Linked DNA regions of Homo sapiens: region 2 is linked to region 1. The links are chromatin loops, found by intact Hi-C in ENCODE. Cell type or tissue: endothelial cell of umbilical vein. All regions are shown on one strand. Region 1 overlaps SLIT1 (slit guidance ligand 1). Region 2 overlaps ARHGAP19 (Rho GTPase activating protein 19).

Region 1 (8,000 bases):
ACCCAAGTTGGAGTGCAGTGTCATGATCATAGCTCACTGTAACCTTGAACTCTTAGGCTCAAACAATCCTCCTGCCTTAGCCTCCGAGTAGCTAGGACTACAGGCAGACATCACCATGTCTCGCTGATTTTGTTAGCTGTTTGGAGAGATGGGCTCTCACTCACTATGTTGCCCATGATGATCTCAAACTGGCCTCAAGCCATCCTCCCACCTCAGCCTGCCAAAGTGCTGAAATTATAGGTGTGAGCCACGGCCCCCGGTTCCGTCCTGTATTTTCACAAGACAGAGAAGTAGAGGACCAGATTAAAGGAAACTGGGCTTGTGGCAGGCGGGACCCACTCCCCCTTCACTGCACCAGTGTGGTCTCTTTGACACCACTGCTGGGTCTGCTTTGCACCCTGGCCCTGGCCCCTACCTGAGCTTGAACTTCTGGAGAAGATGAAACAAACAGATTCACACTGAGAATTAGCTGACTGATAAGCTTTCTACTTGCATCTTCTGGGAGCACCTGAGGTTTGTGAGTGGACAAAGCCCTGGCCTCTGGGTTGAGGCCCAAGGCAGCACAATGCAGGTTCTTATCATCGAATGCTCTCCAGAACCCACCTTGAAGGTGAATTAGACCTAGTCCCTGACCTGGAGACAGGCGTGCACACATGCAGTATGCACACAGGGTAGATCTGGGGCACTTGAGTGTTGTTTCATGGGCTGGAGAGAGCAGGCAGGGAGGGGTACTTGCAGAATTAATTCCCCTTCTACGTGGGAGGCATAGGATCTAAAGGGAGGTGTGAAGAACCGGCAGAGACAAAGGCGGGATGGTCCAGCGAGATCCCAGGAGCATCTCTGAGCAGCATGTGCATCCCAGCGTCCCACCCATGGGTATTGATAGCCTCCCTCCTGCCAAGCCATCCTGCAGCAGGGCCCTGGAGCACAGACAGTCCTTAGGAGTCTGTCTCCCATTCCCTGGCCTGAGCAGGGAGCCAGGGCTGGGACTCCTGACCTCCTGGCAATGCTGGAGATGCCAAGTCTTCCTCTGCTGTGAGTGCTGGAGCTGATTCACCAGGGAGCCCCACACCTGCTCCTCACCCGTGCCCTCAGGCATCTTCCATGCAAATTGGCAGAAATGCAGGAAGGGCCTGTGGGACAAATGTAGTGGCTGGTCCCTGCCCCCCACCAGCCCTGTGGGTGCCTTTTCTGTTCCTCAGGAAGGCGGGCCTTGGTGAGCTGCAGCTGAGGGGTTGGTAGCTGCTCTTCCCTCTCTCCACTCACTAGGGGTGTCTGTGTCTAAGTCTCCCCACCTCAGCCCCCAAAGAATAGGAGTTGGCACCTCCAACCCTTGCTTTGAAATGCTAACCAGTACAGAGGTTATAATCTGGTTTGCTTTGGCTCCAGCTGGGGACATTAAAACATTTTACACCTTTCCTCTGCTGGAGGCAGCACTTCTCAGACTTCAGTGTGCACCTGAGACACTGAGGGATCCTGACTCAGGAGGTGGGACCCAGAAAATCTGCTTTTCTATCAAACTTCCCGGGGATGACGATGCTGCCAATCCACCAGGTGCCAGGGACTCACTTGCTGAGTTATCTGCAGTGGAATCCCGGGCAGCCACTTATTGATAACAGTCGTGTGAGGCTGCCCCGTGCTGGCACCAGCTACCAGTGGGCACGCTGAGTGTGTGACACACACAGCATGTAATCCCATCCTCCCAGCATCCCTGGGAGGTCAGTATTGTTGCAGATGTTGGGAACTAACTGTGGTCCTGCCAGAGGTCATGGAGTGGGTTGGCGGCCTTGAGCCTCAGCCTCCTGACTCCCAGGCCCTGACCCTCCCTCCTCCTCCCTACAGAGCCCAAAAGGCAATTATTAAAGTGTGGGCAATGGCAGCCAACTCTGCCAGTCCTGGCTGAGGCCCCACACTCAGCTGTGGTTAAGCCATATGATAATTATTCCCATTTTACCATGAGAAGACTGAGGCTTGGGGGTTAGAAGATGTGCATGAGGCCAGAGCCTGAGTCCTTAATCCAACCATCTTCTGACAAGGATCTAAGCCCCCAGATGAGGTGCCCTGGTACCCTTGGGGTGCCCTGGTTCAAGGTAACCACTCGGGCTGCAGGGGGCCGAGGGGACAGGCCAGGCTGCCCAGAGCTTCCATGTGGCATGAAAGGCAGACAAAGTAAGGCCTGTGCCCTGCAGTGGCGCCCGAGTGGGCAGCAAGAACCCAGAGCCCAGTCCAGCCTTGGCAGGTGCCCAGCAGCCCTCTGTGTACTCCCACCCCTGCCCCCACTGCTAATCCCCTTAGAGGCTGGTCTGCCAGCAGGGACCAATCAGGTTAGAGCGTGAAGGCAGATTAGCAGCCAGAACATGGGGTCTTGACCTCAGCTTCCCCAACCCCTGCCTCCTCCAGCCCTGGGAGAGGATGGGGGGATTGGCAGAGTGTGCAGAAGGAGGGGCAGCCAGAGCAGGGTGCCTGGGGATGGTGCCAAGTCAGGGTGTGGGCCTGGCGGCCCCCTTGTCTTCAGGGGCGGGCGGCCGACTGGGGTTGCCCGATGCTTCCAGGCCAAGTGGGGGCTGCTCTTGGTGGAGCTTGCCTCCTGGGGTGCTTGATCTTGGCAATGGGGTTCATGCTTTGTCTGCAGGGCCCTTGCCTTGAGCTGGTGTGAACTTGGAACCACTTGAGGGTGTTGGTTGTTAATATCCTGAAGGATGTGTGAAGGGAAGAGGTGCGATTGTTACATCATCCACAATAACAAGTGCTTGCTCGTGCCTGCCTTCCCCTTCTGAGCCTGCATCTCACTGGGTCTGCAGCCTGGTTAGGCAGAGCAGGTACAAGTGGCCGCAGCATAGGTGGGGAGCTGTGGTCTCTCGCCATGCACAGCCAGCCTGTCTGGCCCTGAGCTCCTGCCTCTCCCTTGGCCAGTCCTAACTACTTGTTTTGGCCGGGAAAACGGAGAGGGATTAGAGCAGAGGACTCATGTAAGGATCCATTTTAGTTCATTCAGCTAAAAATTACTAAGTCTCTGCAATGTGCCAGGATATAAGGGAAAGTGAAGGAGAGTGTCTGCTGGGAGGTTATGGTCTGGAGAGGGAGATGGACGTTCACCAGAGTCAGTACTTCATCACATTCGGTGCACCTGTATTTTATTACAAGCCTGGGTTGTGCCGAAAAGTAAAAGTGGGGGTGCTAGGAGCCTGTTGCAGATAGAGCAGCTGACTCAGGCTCAGGGGAGGTGTTTGTAGACTGAGGTGTGAAGGATAAATAGCGTTTCCTGGGTGAAGGTGAGGGAAGAGTATCCCAGGCAGAAGCCACAGCAAGTACACAGGTCCTGTGGATGTCAGGAGGGGTCTGGGAAACTGGAGGAATGTCAGCAGAGGTGAGGGAGTAGGCAGCGGCACCTCTCCCATCAGATCCTGCAACATAAGTGCCGCTTTCCATCCCCATGTTGCAGATGAGAAAACTGGGGCCAGAGAGGTTACATGACTTGCCCGAGACCACACGATTTAAGTGAGTGGAGCCAAGTCTCCCCTGTGACACCCAGCTGTGGGCTTTGTCCTCAGCACCCTGGCCTCTCCGTGAGTGCTCCCTGGACCAGCATCCCCGCATCCCCCAGGTGCTTGTCAGAAGTCTGGGACCTTGTCCCGCCCTTCAGCTTCTGCCCCAGCCCTGTATCTCCCCAGCGCTGTCCTGGGTCTGACTCTGGGGATCTGTCATGGTGCCCTCGTCACTGTCCTGCCCCTGCCCTCCTTCTGAACCCCTGTCTGGCTCCGCTTCCCCGGGCTGGGACAGGCCCTGGCTGCCCTGGGCTTGGCTGTTTGTCCTTCCAGTCGCAGATCCCGCCCGCTTCCAGGACGGCAGTTCTCAGGGTGTCTCATTCTGCCCAGACACATCCTGGCCATCTCCTCACTTCAGGGCGTTTGACAAGGCCGCGTGGGAGGAGGACGGGCAGCAATGACTGGGTCTGAGGAAGATGAAGGTGGCCCAGAGCTCCCGGAAAACTGATGGGGAAAGGCTTAGGTGGTGCTTTTGGGGGGTTTCCACACAGACCAGGGGCAGAAGACATGATAAACTTTATTTCAAAGGGATTTGGGAAAGATGAGACAAGTATTGGCAAGGTAGGAAGTCAGTTGGAGCAAAAAGAAAAAAAAAGAGAATAGCTTTGTTCTGCTAGTTTGCGATGTGGTTGAGGCATCCAGGTCCAGGGAAGGCTTCTGGCGCCCCCTCGTGGGAAAGCTTGAAACAACAGAGCCTTAGGGTTGCTTAGGCTGTGCTTCGGGCAGGGACAACAGCCCGCATTTCTTGAATGCTGCTAAATGGAGGTTGTGATTCAGAAGCTTAAGTACATCAATTCACAATCTTCTCCAAAGTCCCACGTGGTAGTTATTTTACAAATAGGACACCTGAAGCTCTCAGGTGCAGAACTTCTCGAGGTCCATGGTTGGTCAATAGCAGAAGCAGGAGTTGAACCTGGTCCTTCTCTCTACAGGTGCAGGCTCCTTCTACCACCCGCTTTGCTGCCATCAGGCTGCATTTTCCTGAGGCTTCCAAGGTTCACCTGTTTTCCTCTGGCCTCTCCTGGGGCCCCAAATTCACTTTCCTGTCTTCATTTAAACGATGAGGGCTGGTTCCGGCTGTGGGCTGACTGGCCAGGGTGGGACAGTTCCACACCCAGCTTTGGGCCATCTCTTATCTCTTGATGGCCGTTGGCATCACCTGCTGCCTGCCTGCCTGGGGGCTGTGTCTTTCCTCTTTAAGCTTTGGTGCCCCAGAACAAAGCCTGAAAGATGGTCAGAGCTGGGCACAGTGCCCGTGCCTTTAGTCCCAGCTACTTGGGAGGCTGAGGAGGGAGGATCACTTGAACCCAGGAGTTTGAGACCAGCCTGGACAACATAGTGAGACCCTGTCTCTACAAAAATATTTTTTAAAAAATTAGCCAGGCATGGTAGCATGCGCCTGTAGTCCCAGCTACTCAGGAAGCTGAGAGAGGAAAATCACCTGAGCCCAGGATTTCAACAGTGCAGTGAGCTGTGATTGAGTGACTGCACTCCAGCCTGAGTGACAGAGTGAGATGCTGTCTCTAAATAAATAAACAAAATAATTAAAAAGATGGTCATATCACAGCCCTCTCTGTTCTATCCCATCACTCTCCCCGGCCTGTGTGAGGCTTCTCCCAGCTGACACTTGCTTCCCAGAGCCTCTGCTCCTCCCCAGTCATACCAGGCTCTCTCATGCCCCAGCGTCTTTGCATAGACTGGGCCTACCTGGAGTCTGCCTCTGCCTTCTTCCTCTTCCCTACTTAGTTCCTGGTGTGAGTCCTTATAGAAATGCATTTGCTGAATTGTACTTTGATGCTATTATAAGAAACAGACACTCAAACCCCATTAATTATAAGGATCTAGTGTTATTGATTAGGCTACACTGTCATTTTTAATAAACACCCCTGGGAAAATTCTTGCCTCATCTGAGTGCCACACCAGCTGTACTCCTGAGAAGCTGATCCTTTTAGACTTATACGTGTCCCGTGGGCGCTGTGAGCTGACTGGCTCTCCTTTCACGCTGGCTTTCAGTGAGAAAGCTCAGAGCCCCGCTCAGCCCAGCCTGGCATGTGGTCACATGGTGCATGCATTCTTAGTACCCGCCATTGATTCCTCCTCTTCTCTGTGCCTCATTTTTCACTCTTGCTCTCTTGCTGTTTTGAAAATCCCTATAAGCCACCTTAAAGGCTTTCTAGAACAAGGTTGGGTCTAAATCGATAAGCAAATCAATACGAATAAAAAAACCTTCCTTGCAGGGTTGTGGTGAGGATTAAATGGAATAATGAATGGATGTGAGTGCCGGCCCAGCGTTCCTTCCCAGGCTTGGCCAAAGGGTGAGTGGTCGGCTGGGCTGAGATGAGGGTCCCACTGGAGGTCCCGCCTTCCTGACTCTGTGGACGTCCTCAGGCCACCACTCCTTCCTGCCTCCATCTGGCTCTTAATGCACATGCTCTCATCTCCCTGAGTCCCTGTGGGTCAGCAAAGGTGGCAGGCTGTGTCTGTCTTCTCCCCAGACCCCGTCTTTCAGTAGGTGTATGGCCAGCAACTTTCCTCACCTCCTTTCTGGGACCCCAAATCCTCTAAAGAAGCAACCACCTCACTTGATGTGTGTCTTAGTCTGTTCCAGCTGCTATAACAAAATATTGTATTGGGAGGCTGAGGTGGGTGAATCACTTGAGGCCAGGAGTTTGAGACCAGCCTGAGCAACAAAATGAGACCCTGTCTCCACCCGTAGAGCATCTGTAGTCCCAGCGCATCTGTAGTCCCAGCTACTCAGAAGGCTGAGGTGGGGAGGATCGCTTGAGCCCAGGAGTTCAAGGTGACAGTGTGCTATGATTGTGCCACTGCAGTCTGGCCTGGGTGACAGCAAGACCTTGTCTCTAAAAAAACAAAAACAAAATGCCGTAGACCAAGTGGCTTATAAACAGCAGAAATTTATTTCTCACAGTTCTAGAGGTGGGAAGTCCAAGATCAAGGTATTGGCAGATTTGGCGTGTGGTGAAGGCTGCTTCCGGCTTCATAGACAGTGCCTTCTAGCTGTGTCCTCACACGGAGGAAGGGGCAAGGCAGCTCTCTGCGGTCTCTTTCATAAGGGCACTAATCCTATTATAAGGATGGAGCTCACATGACCTATCACCTCCCAAAGTCCTCACCTCCTAATACCATCACATTGGAGATTAGGTTTCAACCTATGCCTTTTTTGAGAGGAAACGATAATTCAGACCATAGCAATGTGTCTTGCAGGCATGTGGTTGGGTCTGCACTGGTGAAGAGCTTAGAAATCTTCTGCTCCAGCCTATGAATTGGACAAATGAGGAAACTGAGGCCCCCAAAAAGAAGTGATGTAGCCAAGTCTCTAACATGATTTCAGCCCATTAACCTGGAGCCTAAGCATGCCCCTCCCTTCCTTAGGGTCATGCCTCAAAGCAACGCTGGATGAGTCATCAATTGTGCGTAACCAATGACTTCAAAACACTGCGGCTTTCAAGAACAAACAATAAACATCTCACAGTCTCTGTAGGTGGCTGGGTGGTTCTGGCTTGGGGTTTTTCATGAGATTGCATCACAATGTTGGGGGGTTGTGTCATCTGAAGGCTTGGCTGGGGCTGGAGAATGCACTTCCTTGATGGCTGGCTCACAGGCTGGCAAGCCTGTGCCTGCTGTTGGCGAGAGGCCTCGGTTCCTCTCCATGTGGGCCTCCCCAGAGAGCTGCTTGAGTGTCCTTATGACCTGGGTTGGGTTCTCCCAGAGAGGGCAAACCCAGAAGGAACAAGGAGGGAGCTACAGTGTCTTTTATGATCTAGTCTCGGAGGTTATCCATTACCGTTTCCATCATATGTGGTTCTTCAGAAGTAAGTTACTGAGTCCTGCCCACATTCAGGAGGAAGAGAATGAGCCTCTGTCTTTTGAAGGGAGGAATGTCAAAGAATTTGTGGATGTCTTTTAACTACCACAACCTCCCACGTACACACACCAGTCATACGAAACCACATGAGATTCCCCCAGCCTGCCTTGTTCCTTCCTGTCTCTGGGTTTCTGCACATGCTGTTACCGCTGCTTAGAACACCCTTTCCTCATTTTCCATTTCTGTCTGGGACACATCAACTCTTTAAGATCCGGTCAGAGATCACCTCTCCTCCCTCCAGCGGACTTGTTCACTCACTTCTCTGCACTCTCCCATCTCTTTGGCAGTACTGCTCCTCCAGCCATTGTTGAAAGCTGGCATGTACACCCCATGAAAGCAAGTCTTTGGGGGTCCCCAGCAGACCATCAGCTTTCAGTACACATTTCTGGGGTGAAGGATTGAAGGTCCACTCACTGGTTTCCCATCTGTGCCCTCTTCTGGGCATGAGTGCTCTAGGGTGGACCATGCACCTGTGGTTAGCTCTGCATCCACAAGCCCAGCCCGGTCACTGGTGCCTGTGGGCACTCCATCAAGGTGAGTTTGGTTTCATGTTGGGCTCCCATGTCAGC
Region 2 (8,000 bases), 160 kb before region 1:
GTCTCGTTCTCCTGACCTTGTGATCCCCCCACCTCGGCCTCCCAAAGTGTTGGGATTACAGGCGTGAGCCACCGCTCCCGGCCCACTCCCTTTTTCTTTATAGTCACGTATCACTTGATGATTGGGATATGTTCTAAGAAATGTGTTTTTAGGTGATTTCATTGTTGTGTGAACATCATAGAGTGTACTTACATAAACCTAGATGGCGTAGCTTAGTACACACCTAGGCTGTATGGTATAGCCTGTTGCTTCTGGGCTACAAACCTGTAGAGGATGTTACTGTACTGAGTACTGTAGGCAATTGTAACAATGGTAAGTATTTGTGTATCTAAACAAAGGAAAGGTACAGTAAAAATACAGTATAAAAGATAAAAAATAGTACACCTGTATAGGGCAGTTACCATGAATGGAGCTTGCAGGATTGGAAGTTACTCTAGGTGTGTCAGTAAGTGAGTGGTGAGTGAATGTGAAGACCTAGGACATTGCTGACACGACTGTAGACTTTATAATCACTGTACACTTAGGCTAGACTAAATTTATAAAATTTTTTTCTTCAATAATTAATTACCTTTAGCTTACTGTAACTTTTTTACTTTACAGACTTAAAACTTTTTTAACTTTCTGACTCTTGTAATAACACTTAGCTTAAAACACAAAAACACTATGCATCTGTACAAAATATTTTCTGAATATCTTTATGCTATAAGCTTTTTTCTATTTTAAAAACTTTTAATTTGTTTGTAAATTTTAATACTTTTTAATTAAAAATTAAGACACAGGCTGGGCGTGGTAGCTCACTCCTGTAATCCCAGCACTTTGGGAGGCCAAAGTGGGAGGACTGCTTTAAGCCAGGAGTTCGAGACCACCCTGGGCAGCATTGACCTTGTATCCACAAAATATTTAAAAAAATTAACTGGTCTCGTTAGTGTGTGCCTGTAGTCCTAGCTACACAGGAGGCCTCAGCCTCAGCCTCAGCAGGAAGAATCGCTTGAGCCCAGGAGTTTGGGGCTGCGGTGAGCTATGATCCGCACCACTGCACTCCAGCCTGGGCAACAGAGCGAGACCCCGTCTCTAAAAAATAAAAAAACTCCAAAACTGAAGACACAAATATACACATTAACCTAGGCCTACACAGGATCATTAATATCACTGTCTTCTGCCTCTACATCTTATTCCACTAGAAGGTCTTCAGAGGCAATATCACTCATGGAGCTGTCATCTCCTATGATAACAATGCCTTTTTCTAGAATACCTCCTGAAAGACTTGCCTGAGGCTGTTTTATAGTTAACTTTAAAAAAAAATAAGTAGGAGTGCACTCTAAAATAATGGTAAAAGGTATAAATGATGATAAAAGTATAGTATGGTAAATACATAAACCAGTAACATTATTGTTGTTTTGTTTTTTTGTTTTTTGTTTTTTTTTGGAGATAGAGTCTCGCTCTTTCGCCCAGGCTGGAGTGCAATGACGCAGACTTGGCTCACTGCAACCTCTGCCTCCCAGGTTCAAGCGATTCTCCTGCCTCAGCCTCCCGAGTAGCTGGGATTACAGGCGCCCACCACCACGCCCAGCTAATTTTTGTATTTTTAGTACAGATGAGGTTTCACCCTGTTGGCCAGGCTGGTCTTGAACTCCTGGTCTCAAGTGACCCACCTGTCTTGGCCTCCTAAAGTGTTGGGATTATAGGTGTGAGCTGCCACATCTAGCCCATTTATTATCATTATCAAGAATTATGTACTGTATATAATGGTATGTACTAGACTTTTATACAGCTTCCAGCACAGTAGGTTTGTTTATTCCAGCATCACTGCAGTCACTTGAGTAACACATTGCGCTGTGATGTTAGGACAGCAGTGATATCATGAGGTGATAGGAATTTTTCACCTCCATTATAATCTGATGGGACCTACTGTCATATACGTGGTCTGTCATTGACCAAAATGTCATTATGTGGTGCATGATTTTATCTGAACCTTATTTGTGGAAGAAACTATATTGTTTTCCGTAGACTGAGTTTTTTTTTTTTTTTTTTTGAGACAAGGTCTAGCTCTGTTGCCTAGACTGGAATGACGTGATTGATCTCAGCTCACTGCAACCTCTGCCTCCTGGGTTCAAGCCATCCTCCCACTTCAGCCTCCTGAGTAGCCGGGACTACAGGCATGTGCCACCATGCCTGGCTAATTTTTGTATTTTTTGTAGAGACAGGGTTTCGCCATGTTGCCCAGGCTGGTCATGAACTCTTGAGCTCAAGTGATCTGCTGGCTTTGGCCTCCCAAAGTGCTGAGATTACAGGCATGAGCCACCATGCTTGGCCTATATTCTGGATTTTAATGATTGCATTCCTGTAATGTTATTCAACATGTTTCACAGTCCTGTGTTCATGCTATAAACTGGTAGTTAGATCTATTTCTAGAGGCTTGATCTGATTCTAATTCAGTTTTTCAGGCTAAGAACACTTTATATGTGGTGTATTTTTTTTTTTTTTTTTTTTTTCTGAGTCTGTTGCCCAGGCTGGAGTGCAGTGGCACAATCATGGCTCACTGCAGCCTCGACCTCCCTGGGCTCAGGTGATCATGATCCTCCCACCACAGCCTCCCGAGTAGCTGAGACTACAGATGTACACCACCATGCCCGGCTAATTTTTTGTATTTTTAGTGGCATGTACTTTTTAATATGCATTTTAAAAAGGCTCTGGATACACCTTGCTAAATACCTTCCCAGAACATTTTGCCAGTTAACACTCCCTTGAGTTGGATATGAGAGAATTTACCTTATTGTACCCTTGCCACCATCAGGAAAGATGCATTTTTTACTTGTCCCAGTTTATTCAGGAGGGATACTTAACTAGCTAAGCTCTTCAGACGTGGCTAATTTTTCTGCCTGCCGAGACAATTAACTTTGAGAACCTCTTGGTACTTTTATGTAAAAGTAATTTTTTAACCTCCAGAACTTGAACTGGTAAAATTCCCAAATTTTTACAGTTCCGAAATTTTAAAAGTATAGTTAGAAAAGGCAGAAGAGGCTGGGTGTGGTGTCTCACGCCTGTAATCCTAGCACTTTGGTAGGCCGAGGTGGGCGGATCACTTGAGGTCAGGAGTTCGAGATCAGCCTGGCCAACACAGTGAAGCCCCATCTCTACTAAAAATAGAAAAAATTAGCTGGGTGTGGTGGCGCACGCCTGTAATCCCAGCTACTCGCCAGGCTGAGGCATGAGAATTGCTTGAACCTGGGAGGCGGAGGTTGCAGTGAGCCGAGATTGTGCCACTGCGCTCCAGCCTGGCAACAGAGTGAGACTCTGTCTCCAGCAACAACAGCAACATCATCAACAATCTGAAAAGGCAGAAGAGTAGAAGAGTTAAATGCTATATTATTATTACTTTTTAAGTGGGAAATGAATGGCTAATCAAAGCATTGAATAAGATTATTCAATGCATTGGGTCTTCTCGTTTTCCACTTTAGATACCTCCAGAGAGCTGATGTTGATAGCATTGACAAGTCTGCATTCTGATGTATTTCCTCTGATGGTATTGTTGTCAGGCAGTCATGATAGATGTCCATTTAAAGAGTTTTAGTAACTTAAAAAAATTCTGTATGCAATTTATGTTAAATTAGGGACTGTTTTAGATTGTGCCAGTAACTGTGTGGTTCCAAGATGCTTTGTTGCAAAAAAGTCTTGGTTAGCAGCTGGGGATCGTGGATAAATTTCATAAGCTCTCCAAGTCTCAGTTTTTTTGTCTGTAGAATGGGGACAGTAATTCCACATTCAAGGAATGTGGCGTGCAGAGCCCCTCAGAGCACTTGAATCCACTTCTTTTGGCATCATCATTTCTGACTTTGTGATTGGCTTTTTGACCTCCTAATCCATCTATGCGCAGACTCAGTTTTTCCTGGACTTTTATTTACACTTAGCTATTAGTTGTCACAGAATGCCGTGTCTTGATGGGAAAGTATTTATAAAATGTTCTCCATGTTTTCTTTTAGTTTAATAAGCAATCATTGACCCAGACACCAGGGCGAGAACCTTCTACTTCCCAGGTACAAAAGAGGGCTCGTTCGCGCTCCTTCAGTGGGCTTATTAAGGTAGGTATGCTGGGCTGTCGTTTTCAGCATTGATTTTTAGGAAATGTAACAATGTGATTTTTCTTATGCATAAAAAGTTTTCTTCTGTTTTTTGGGGACCCTATAAAGGGCTAGTTTATAAGGGGGTAAAGACAAAATGTTGAAAAGCTTTTATATTGCAAAGTGCTTTGCTGTGTTGCACATCAGAGAAGGGGCTCTGTGACGTGAGGAGTAGAAGTAAGGGTCCTTCCTTTTCTTCTGGGGCTAAGGGGCTAAGGACAGAGTCTGCATTCCTGAGCAGTGTAAGAGGCCCTTTTGTTTTCTGATCAGCTTCGAGTTACACACTTCTTTATGCAATTTGGTAAACCTGTGGAGAAGTGAGGAAGTTGAGACAGACTAGGGAAACTGTTAGAAAACTGGATTTTCCAATAGGCTAGTGAGTTTTGATACCCCAAATTTTTGTGAGCTTAATATTTTTAACAGTTGTTGTACTTTCTTCCATGTATCAAATTCAGTAAAAATCTTGTTTTTAAAACAAATACAAAATATGCTTCTATGTTATTGCTGCTATCACCATGTTTGCAGATTAAATTTATAAGTCTTCAAACTATCGGAACATGTAGTGAAGGAATATTGCCATCAGGTGGCAGTAGATAACTTGATCATGGGGTTCAAATTTCCATGCATGAACTAAGGCAAGGTTTTGGTTAACTTGGAGAGAGATGAGTGCTATATACACTGCTTTTCTTTTCTATTTTTCTTTTTTGGAAGAGATTGCTGCCCCAAAAGCACTGAGTATCTTTTTTTTTTTTTTTTTTTTTTAATTTTTATTTCTGGGTACATGTGCAGGATGTGCAGGTTTGTTATATAGGTAAATGTGTGCCATGGTGGTTTGCTGCACCTGTAAACCCATCACCTAGGTATGAAGCCCAGCATGCGTTAGCTATTTTTATTTTTTTAATTTTTTTTTGAGACAGAGTCTCGCTGTTGTCGCCCAGGCTGGAGTGCAATAACATGGTCTCGGCTCACTGCAACCTCCCCCTCTTGGGTTCAAGCGATTCTCCTGCCTCAGCTTCCCAAGTAGGTAGGATTACAAGTGCCTGCCACCATGCCCAGCTAATTTTTGCCTTTTTAGTAGAGAGGGGGTTTCACCATGTCGGCCAGGCTGGTCTGGAACTCCTGACCTCAGGTGATTCACCCGCCTCAGCCTCCCAAATTGCTGGGATTACAGGCATAAGCCATTGCGTCTGGCCAGCTACTTTTCTTAATACTCTCCTTCCCCCCACTCCACCCCCCAACAGGCCCCAGTGTGTGTTGTTCCCCTCCCTGTGTCCATGTGTTCTCATTGTTTAGCTCCCACTTTTTTTTTTTAGATGGAGTCTCTCTCTGTCACCCAGGCTGGAGTGCAGTGGCTTGATCTCAGCTCACTGCAGCCTCCGCCTCCTGGTTTCAAGCCATTTTCCTGCCTCAGCCTCCCAAGTAGCTGGGACTACAGGCGTGCGCCACCATGCCTGGCTCATTTTTGTAGTTTTAGTAGAGACGAGGTTTCACCATGTTGGCCAGGCTGGTCTCGAACTCGTGACCTCAAGTGATCCACCCGCCTTGGCCTTCCAAAGTACTGGGATTATAGGCATGAGCCACTGCACCCGGCCAGCTCCTACTCACAAGTGAGAACATGTGGTGTTTGGTTTTCTGTTCTTGTGTTAGTTTGCTGAGGATGGCTTCCTTTTGTTTTTATTTTTGGTGTTTTGCCCTGCTTTTCTTTTAAAAATTACTTTGTTATTAAGATATATAATTCCAGCAACACAGGGAGCTCTTTGCTTAAAATTTAAAATTTTTGCCCTAAAAATAAATAACTTGTAATATTTATTTATTTATTTATTTTTGAGACAGGGTCTTGCTCTGCTGCTCAGGCTGAAGTACAAGTGGCACCATCATGGCTTATTGCAGCCTTGATCTCCTGGGCGCTCAGCGATCCTCCTACTTCAGCCTCCCAAGTAGCTGGGACCACAAGTGCATGCCATCATACCTGGCTGATTTTTAAATGTTTGTAGAGATGGGGTCTTGCTGTGTTGCTGGTCTTTTTTTTTTGAGACAGTCTCGCTCTATGCCTCAGGCTGGAGTGCAGTGGCGTGATCTCAGCTCACTGCAACCTCCATCTCCAGGGTTCAAGTGATTCTTCCACCTCAGCCTCCCTAGTAGCTGGGATTACAGGCGCCCACCACCATGCCCGGCTAATTTTTTGTATTTTTAGTAGAGATGGGGTTTCACCATGTTGGCCAGCCTGGTCTTGAACTCCTGGCCTCAAGTAATCTGCCCGCTTCGGCCTCCCAAAGTGCTGAGATTATAGGCGTGAGCCACCATGCCCAGCCTGTGTTGCTGGTCTTGAATTTCTGGGCTCAAGTGATCCTCCTGCTTTGGCCCCCTGAAGTGCTGGGATTACAGATGTGAGCCACTGTGTCTGTAATTTTTTTTTTTTGAGGTACAGCTGTTAGCATTTACAAATTCATCTTACTGTAATTTTGGTCCTAGTTATAATTTATAGATATCTAGAATTCACTCTCAATCCTGACCTCCTGGGGCCAGTAGCTTCTAGGACATTAGGCTTACTTGACATCAAAATTTCCTTTGCCATCTACAGAGTGAAAAGGCAACCCTGGATTGGGAGAAAATATTTGCAAATCATATTTATGATTAGGGATTAATATCCATAATAATCTAAAGAACTCCTATAACTCAACACAGCAAAAACAACCTCATTAAAGAGTGGGCAGAGGCCGCGCACAGTGGCTCACGCCTGTAATCCCAGTACTTTGGGAGGCTGAGGTGGGCGGATCACGAGGTCAGGAGATTAAGACCATTCTGGCTAACACGGTGAAACTCCATCTCTATTAAAAATACAAAAAATTAGCCGGGCATGTTGGCATGTGCCTGTAGTCCCAGCTACTCAGGAGGCTGAGGCAGGAGAATCGTTTGAACCCAGGAGGCAGAGGTTGCAGTGAGCCGAGATTGAGCCACTGTACTCCAGCCTGGGTGACAGAGCGAGACTCTGTCTCAAAAAAAAAAAAAAAAAAAAAAAAAAATAGTGAGCAAAGGACTTAAATAGAAATTTCTCCAGAGAAGATGTACAGATGGCCAAGAAACACATGAAAAGATGTTCAACATCACTAATCATTAGGGAAATGTAAATCAAAACCACAATTAGATACCACTTCACACCCACTAGGATGACTATTATTAAAAAAAAAAAAAAAAAAACAACGGAAAATAACAAATGTTGATGAGGATGTGGAGAATTTGGAACCCCTATGCATTATTGATAGGGATGTAAAATGGAGGAGCCACTGTGGAAAACAGTATGGCAGTTCCTAAAAAATTTAAATAGAATGACCTTGTGATCCAGCAATGCTACTCCCGGTATATAACCAAAAGAATTGAAAGCAGGGTCTTGAGGCAATATTTGTACACCCGTATTCATAGCAGCATTATTCACAAAAGCCAAAAGGCAGAAGCAACCCAACTGTCTATTGACTGATGAATGGATGACAAACCTTGGATATACAGATAATGGAACATTATTTGTCCTTAAAAAGGAAAGAAATTCTGACATATCCTACAACATGCGTGAATCTTGAAGATATTATGCTAAGAGAAATAATCCAGTCATAAAAGGAAAAATACTGTATGATTCCACTGAGGTACCTGTGAGTCAAGTTCAGAGACAGAAAGTAGAGAAGGTGGTTGGTTGTCAGGGGAGCTAAGAGTATGAGGAGAATGGGGAGATATTATTTAATGGGTACAGTATTTCTGTTTGGGAGGATGAGAAAGTTCTGAAGATAGATGATGGTGATGGTTGCACAACACTATTAATATACTTAATACCATTGAACTGTATACTTAAAAATGGTTAAAATAGTAAATTTTATGTTATGTTCATTTTAT

What was found. Peaks named below come from ENCODE experiments on the same cell type or tissue, not always from the same donor. Only the 100,000 strongest peaks of a DNase experiment are listed, where the experiment ranks them.
Region 2: a loop joins it to region 1, with 11 times the contacts of the local background. A loop is called at or near these places in 21 of 110 quality-filtered maps.

The regions. Positions count from the first base shown.
Region 1 is chr10:97,069,246-97,077,245 of GRCh38, reverse strand. The region is part of intron 4 of SLIT1 (slit guidance ligand 1); the gene reads left to right. Among named protein-coding and RNA genes, the nearest start is that of SLIT1-AS1, 30 kb to the left of the region's middle. RefSeq lists a silencer at 4,120-4,414 and an enhancer at 6,252-7,451. In endothelial cell of umbilical vein, a CTCF peak has its summit at 4,210 (motif pointing left); a DNase peak (open chromatin) is centred at 4,215; H3K27me3 peaks cover 203 bases.
Region 2 is chr10:97,231,296-97,239,295 of GRCh38, reverse strand. ARHGAP19 (Rho GTPase activating protein 19) reads left to right here. Exons shown (of 12, transcript NM_032900.6): 9 at 3,981-4,079. ARHGAP19-SLIT1 (ARHGAP19-SLIT1 readthrough (NMD candidate)) reads left to right here. Exons shown (of 15, transcript NR_037909.1): 9 at 3,981-4,079. Among named protein-coding and RNA genes, the nearest start is that of SLIT1, 49 kb to the right of the region's middle. In endothelial cell of umbilical vein, a CTCF peak has its summit at 4,696; a DNase peak (open chromatin) is centred at 4,695.